2 separate regions of the Homo sapiens genome follow, and region 1 is linked to region 2. The links are chromatin contacts, found by Hi-C or POLR2A ChIA-PET in ENCODE. All regions are on one chromosome and are shown on one strand. The core of a region is the stretch at or near the end of the contact, and the rest is flanking DNA. Distances in the headings are between cores, read along the strand shown. Region 1 overlaps LOC105376360 (a long non-coding RNA gene). Region 2 overlaps LINC02669 (long intergenic non-protein coding RNA 2669).

Evidence for each region. Hi-C counts contacts between places; a loop is a spot of excess contacts on that map. ChIA-PET counts read pairs that join two places held with the same protein, here RNA polymerase II (POLR2A).
Region 1: a map of ascending aorta shows a loop between it and region 2 (2.2-fold over the local background). The contact joins two enhancer-like sites. A Hi-C loop is called at or near these places in 3 of 168 maps with a recorded cell type or tissue (ascending aorta, endothelial cell of umbilical vein and heart left ventricle). POLR2A ChIA-PET finds 5 or more read pairs at or near these places in 2 of 52 experiments (PC-9 and activated T-cell).

Annotation. Positions count from the first base shown.
Region 1 is chr10:3,537,711-3,540,597 of GRCh38, forward strand. The region is part of intron 1 of LOC105376360 (a long non-coding RNA gene); the gene reads left to right. Among named protein-coding and RNA genes, the nearest start is that of LINC02669, 36 kb to the left of the region's middle. Within about 2 kb of position 1,526, at least 8 of the 41 ENCODE cell types and tissues checked have a DNase peak (open chromatin) inside an H3K27ac peak, as active enhancers do; they include ascending aorta, where a contact is called at or near this core.
Region 2 is chr10:3,493,106-3,496,239 of GRCh38, forward strand. All of the region lies in intron 3 of LINC02669 (long intergenic non-protein coding RNA 2669), which reads right to left. All of the region lies in intron 1 of LOC105376360 (a long non-coding RNA gene), which reads left to right. The region is part of intron 1 of LOC124902538 (a long non-coding RNA gene); the gene reads left to right. Among named protein-coding and RNA genes, the nearest start is that of LINC02669, 8.2 kb to the right of the region's middle. Within about 2 kb of position 1,877, at least 7 of the 41 ENCODE cell types and tissues checked have a DNase peak (open chromatin) inside an H3K27ac peak, as active enhancers do; they include ascending aorta, where a contact is called at or near this core.

The DNA.
Region 1 (2,887 bases), core at 276-2,775, 44 kb after region 2:
TTCAGCCTTGGAATGTTGTAAAGGAAGCATCGTTCCAAAGCTCTGGTATCCTCCCAGTGCCTGGCACCATGCTGGGCACGAAACGGACCAGATGCTTATTTGGTTTCCATTAACAGCAGACACCTGCCCCTGCCATTGACTGAATTACCTATTTCCACATGCTCCACACTAGGACAGGTGGCCTCCCATCACAGTTCCCATCCTTCACCATTTGACCTCAGGGCGCCTTAAATTCTGTTTCTATACATTCCCTCTATAGCTAATTGAGGCCTTCCTAAACGCCAGCCACCATTTAGCCCTTTACGTATATGGTTGGCTCATAAATACCCCTGAGAGGTAGGATGGTTCCCACCCCATGACAGATGAGGAAACTGAGGCACAGGTGAGGCTGCCAGTTTCCCCAACCACTCAGCTGGGGTGTGGCAGGGCAGATGACAGAACCAGGGACCACAAACCCTAAAGGGCGGCAGCGGCAGCAGCAGCAGCAGCAGCCTCTGCACGGGCACGGGTGGCGTTGGTTTTGTGTGTCTGCTGTTTGTTAGGGGTCCAGCCTGTCTGTTGCTGCTGTCTGTGTGTCTGTGTGTCTCATGCGATGCATCATTCATTGCATGGGGACCCTGTTTTGAGGCCTATCCGAAGTTTCATCCTGTTCCTAAGCTGCTCTAACCCGACTTCAGAGCTGTCTGCATCTCAATCCCATGATCTCACTCCAGAGGCAAAAACAAACCCTGTGAAGTGGGCAGACATTGCCCGTAACTGCAAAGTGTAACAATGTTGTTGTCATCATTATCCAATAACGCCAGAGCAAAGACATTGTTTTTCACTTTTATTATTATACATCAAAGATATGGTATTTTCCATGTATGTTCATTTAGTCCTTAAGTAAATATTTGTCGATTACATCATTGGATCTTCACAGAAGTGGCTCCTGACTAAACAACACTGTATTGTAAGAGAAATGGCATCATTTTTTAGCATATTTTCTCTTTAGAAAAGAAGACAGAGATTTGAATTTGGGCGACACACATAATAAAATGGATGTTTTCTTTTTAACAACCAAATCATACTCGAATTACAAAACCCTCCAGGCATTATCAGTTAATGCAAACACAGGAGGAAGATTTCTGCTCTCCGATTACATAAAACGTCTCCCCATTCCCAAGATCCTGGAGCCTCTCTCCCAGCGTCAGCTGTGGACCGCGGGTTTTGCAGAACGGGAATTCAGGCACTGTGATCTCAGCCAGTGAGGAGGTCAGATCAGGGCCCCAGGTTTGCCTGGTGGACCTTCCGAGTGGAAAGCAGCCAATGATTTGTTACCATGCAGGACAGCCGCCTCCGGGAACCCGTGTGTGGCCCGGGTGCCACGCAGCCTCGCGACCCCTGCCTCTCTTCACTGGCTTGTTCTCTGCCTCAGTCAGAGCCAATGACTTAGTGGCATCACAATTTTCTCAAACTTGCCAGAACTTTCTGGAATGTACTTAAAGAAAGCCATGACTCTGCCTCTTGTTAGCTGACATTCATTAGAGGCTTTGTGTCAGAGCTGGAAGCCATGAGTCACACTTGCTGATACAAGGGGAGATCTCAGCAGGAGGAACGGGCCTCGTGGTGCCCGTGCGCTTCCTGGAATTGTGCTGTAAGTGAAATGAGATGCTGGTGCCTGGGAGACCAGAGCTCAGCCCACATGGACTCCTCTGACACTTCGTCTACACTTAGAAACCTCCAAGCAGGCACAGGCCAGGCGCAGGTCACTTTCTTCAGCCCCATCTCCCCAGGCAGCCCCAGAGGCGGCGGCAGTGGGCTCCCAACTTCATGAATCCGCTGGAGCACGGAGATGTGGCGTGAAAACATGTCACACTCCTGGAGACGTGCATGAAGCCTCCTGGTGGCCTCAGAGTGTCTGGGGCCACCGGTCCTTTGAGATTTTAAGGAAAACAGTGTGTTTTCTGCTGTCTCCCCCTGACACAGCACTCTGAAAATCAAGCCGGAGCACCTGCAGAACCTCAGCACTGTCCAGAGCATCGTTGTGAGGGTCGGTTGCTGACCCAGGGCACGTCAGCCCCTGGAGGCCGAGTTACACTAACCTAGCCTCTGTTCCCTACATTCCTTGGTGTGGACTCTGGAATGGACCATGGAGAGAGAGGACATGAGAGCTGGAACTTTAATGCCCATTCCTTCGGCTCTGGATGTGGGAAATACAGGTCATGCCGAGATAACACACTTTTCACCACAGGGGCGTTCACAGGAAGGCCACACGCTTCATGTCAAGGGTTAGACCAGAGGCTCAGGGCTGTGTATTCACAGTAACGGCCAAGGAGGAAGGGATGGAGTTGATGCAACTGGAAACCCCCTTAGCAGTTGACATTAGACCCTGTCTTGCAGAGGTGCTGAGGGACGAGCTGCCTTTGAAGCCTGGCGCACGCATCTCCCAAGGCTGCGGCAACCAAGCACTGTGGATCAGGCGGCCTCAACAGTGGGAATGCAGGTTCTCACACTCCCTGGGGCTGGATGTCCTGAACAAGGTGTTGGTTCCTCTTGAGGTCTCTCTTCTTGTCTGGTAGACGCCATCTTCTCCCAGCGTCCTCACACCATCGCCCTCTGTGTCCCAATCTCCTCTTCTTACAAAGACACCGTCAGATTGGACGAGACCGCATGCTAATGACCCTGTTTTAACTCAGTTAACTCTGGAAAGACCTCATCACCACAGTTCTCACCTTCCCAGGAGGTTCAGACTTCAACACCTGAAAACTAAGGACACAACTTACTCCTTAACAGTGTGTGTGTGCCTGCATGTTCTTAAATCTTCAAAAAACTATGCAGTTGAAGAATTTGGGAAAATGCTTCTAGGCCATACATGGTCCTGTACTGTCATTTAAACAGTCCCCCCACT
Region 2 (3,134 bases), core at 627-3,126:
TACAGACACTTTGAGTAGCTCTGTGCATTCAACATTGTAACAGTGAGTGAGAATATTATCTAGAATGCGTGAGATGCCTGGAAATTGATGATGCTGGTGGAAAGCGGAGGGAAAGGCCACTCTGTGTGAGAAGCATCAGTGCGTTCAAATGAAAGAATCACTCCGTGATGTGTAGGCTAACCTTTATACATCTGCGATGACTGACTCACCTACTCACTAAAATGCCTATCTGCAAAATAACTTTTCAGTTGTAAATCTGAAACCATCCAACTGCCATTCCCAAACTTTTCCCACTGAATCAATAGTTTATAAAATAATCTCTAACAGTATAAGCTTTCTTGGAAACACAATTATCACATTACAGCCAAACATAGTGTATCTATGCTCTTTTCAAAACCAAACATTGTTTCTAGGAATGTAATGCAAATAAACTCTATATAAATACATTTTAAGTACTTTTTTTAAACTGATTTGTTTCTGAAAACTAGTTTCTGCACCAAAGCTCATGAACAGAGGTGTCTTCAGTGGGATTAAATACTGTCTCAAGGTTGGTTAGCGCTTTCAGATGAAGCATCTCATTTGCTGTCATAACAATGATACCTGCCTGACCTTATAAGAACAGGTATCATTATCTTCATTTTCATTTGGGTAAGTTGAAGTTTAGCAGACTTGAATGACTCATCTGAGGTTGTTCTCTCTCTCTCTCTGAGGCTGCCTCTCCACCTCTTTGACAATCCTCTCTCCAAACCTGTTTTTGTATATAAAGAGGACTAATCTTTCTGGTCTATCCTAATGTCCACTTTTGTACCCAGGAAGAGATTATTTCTTTGAACATTTCCATCACAGAACAAATAATTATATAAGGTTTTATTGTGAATTCTCTTAAAATAATGTAGCCCAAACTCAGAATTTTCAAGAACATAACTCATGTCCCAGAGCACAGATGATAACAAAATACGTGAACGTTTTTGTCTCGGTTCCTGTTAACACTGAAAACTCGGTCACATCGTATTTTCAAGGAGTCAAGGGCAGATTCCACGTGCCGTCTTCTGTATTGCAATCACCGAAGGTGTTTGGCGGGGAGCCCATGGCTCTGTGTCTTCCTAAGTTTTTGTGCTTTTTCCTGTCTGCTGTTCTATTAACCTTACTTAAGTAACGGCGTTGAGTGTGAGCTACCTCCTTTCTTGTTAGAAGTGCGTGAACGTCAGGCAAGCCTCACGCCGCCTGACTGGGGAATGCTTGCCCTCACTCGGCTTTTACGGGATGATTTCCATCACAGTGTTACATCACAGTGTATTCTAAGAAGCATTTAGCTTCAGGATGTATCAGAGTGTTTTCCAGTAAAAAGCACGTTTCAGGCCATGAGAAAGAGGCTGTGGATGAACCACACTTGGAATTCCGACTCCTGCGGTGCTCCCAGGTGGAGGAAGTGGCGAAGGGGGCACTGAATGTAGCCTTGGGACATTCCAAACGGGCGATCACCACAGAGAAAGTCATTTCTTCCTCTCTTTAGAAGCAGCTGTGTTTCCTCAAGAAAGTGACTTTATCTGGCTATTCCATGGGGGAAAGCGAGCTGTCTCAAAATTAGCCTTATATGCTGTGCGGTATTAAAGGAAAATTATACTTGGCTCACCAGTGAGTCATCGTACTGGTTTCGCTTTATTTTTATTTCTTTTCTACTTTAGGAACTGAAGCTTGAGGGCAACTGTAGGGGGAAGGTGGGGAGGATGGGAAAGATGCAGAGAGAGCCTGCGCCATGGTGGTCACGAGACAGAGGAGAGCAGAGACATCCCAGCGGCATAAGCCTGAGACCCCAGGCAGGGCATCAGCTCTCCGAGCCTCAGGGGCCTTCCCTTTGAGGACATTAGCAAAGGCGTGCTGGTCCTCAGCACTAAGCTCACATCCAGTGGACGCTGTTCACTGCCATCAGGGTGTGTGCATTCAGCGTGGCTGGCAGGAGAATGACTCCTTAATACTCTGCCGATTACGCTACTTACTTATTTGTATTATTTATTTTTTGAGACGGAGTCTAGCTCTGTCACCCAGGCTGGAGTGAGTAGCACGATCTCAGCTCACTGCAACCTCCATCACCCTGGTTCAAGCAATTATCCTGCCTCCACCTCCTAAAGGAGCTGGGACTACAGGTGCGCGCCACCACACCAGGCTAATTTTTGTATTTTTAGTAGAGAAGGGATTTCACCATGTTGGCCAGGCTGATCTCAACCTCCTGACCTCGGGTGATCCTCTCGCCTTGGCCTCCTAAAATGCTGGGATTACAGCCGTGAGCCACAGTGCCTGGCCCAATTACTCTCGAGTAAAAGAACAGTATAGATGTGACTCACTTACAAATCCACATACATACATCTGTTTAGACTCAAAACACGTGGGACTACATTTACTCTCTGCTATTTTGGGAACTCAGCAGGGAATTTGCCTAAGAAAAAGTTTACACCCTCAGGCCAGAAAGGCAACTGCGCTCAACCCAGAGTCCTGTAAATTAATTTGAAGTCTTTTGGGAATAATGCTGAAACCAAAACCCAAGAGTTTCCCCTTTTCCCTTTTGGAAAATCAAGGAGAAATGAGAAAAAAGAAAAATTGTAAAGACCAAGCATTAGAAATAAAATCCCTTGACTTGGACCCAAGATTAGAAAAGAAGTTAAAAGAACATACCCTTCCTTTATCTCTCTGCGCATGTGTAGGGTATAGAAGCAATAATCTTATTGTTACAAAATACAGACAGTAAAACTCGAATTAAATGGAGTGTTTGGGCAAATCATTACCCCGGACAGCTGAGGCTTTCCAATTTGAAGACAAAGGTAATACCCTCTAAGCACCATCATTTAAAATCAACAAATTTTTAATTATAAATTTTACATAATCCTTCTTCTATGTATTTTTACTGTCAGTTTTGTTTTATTTCTCTGATTATAAAAGCCACATGTGGTTAACACCAAGCAGGTTCATTTAGTAACGTCTAATAAAGAAAACAAAAAAATTACTCTTCATCCCATAACCCAGAAATAACCACTCTTCATGTTGTATCTCACCTTTGGGAAGAGCATTCTGAACCCCGTTCCTGTACCCTGGGGGGAGTCGGAGGTGTGATTCACAGCTCCTTGGAGCTCTCAGCCCTG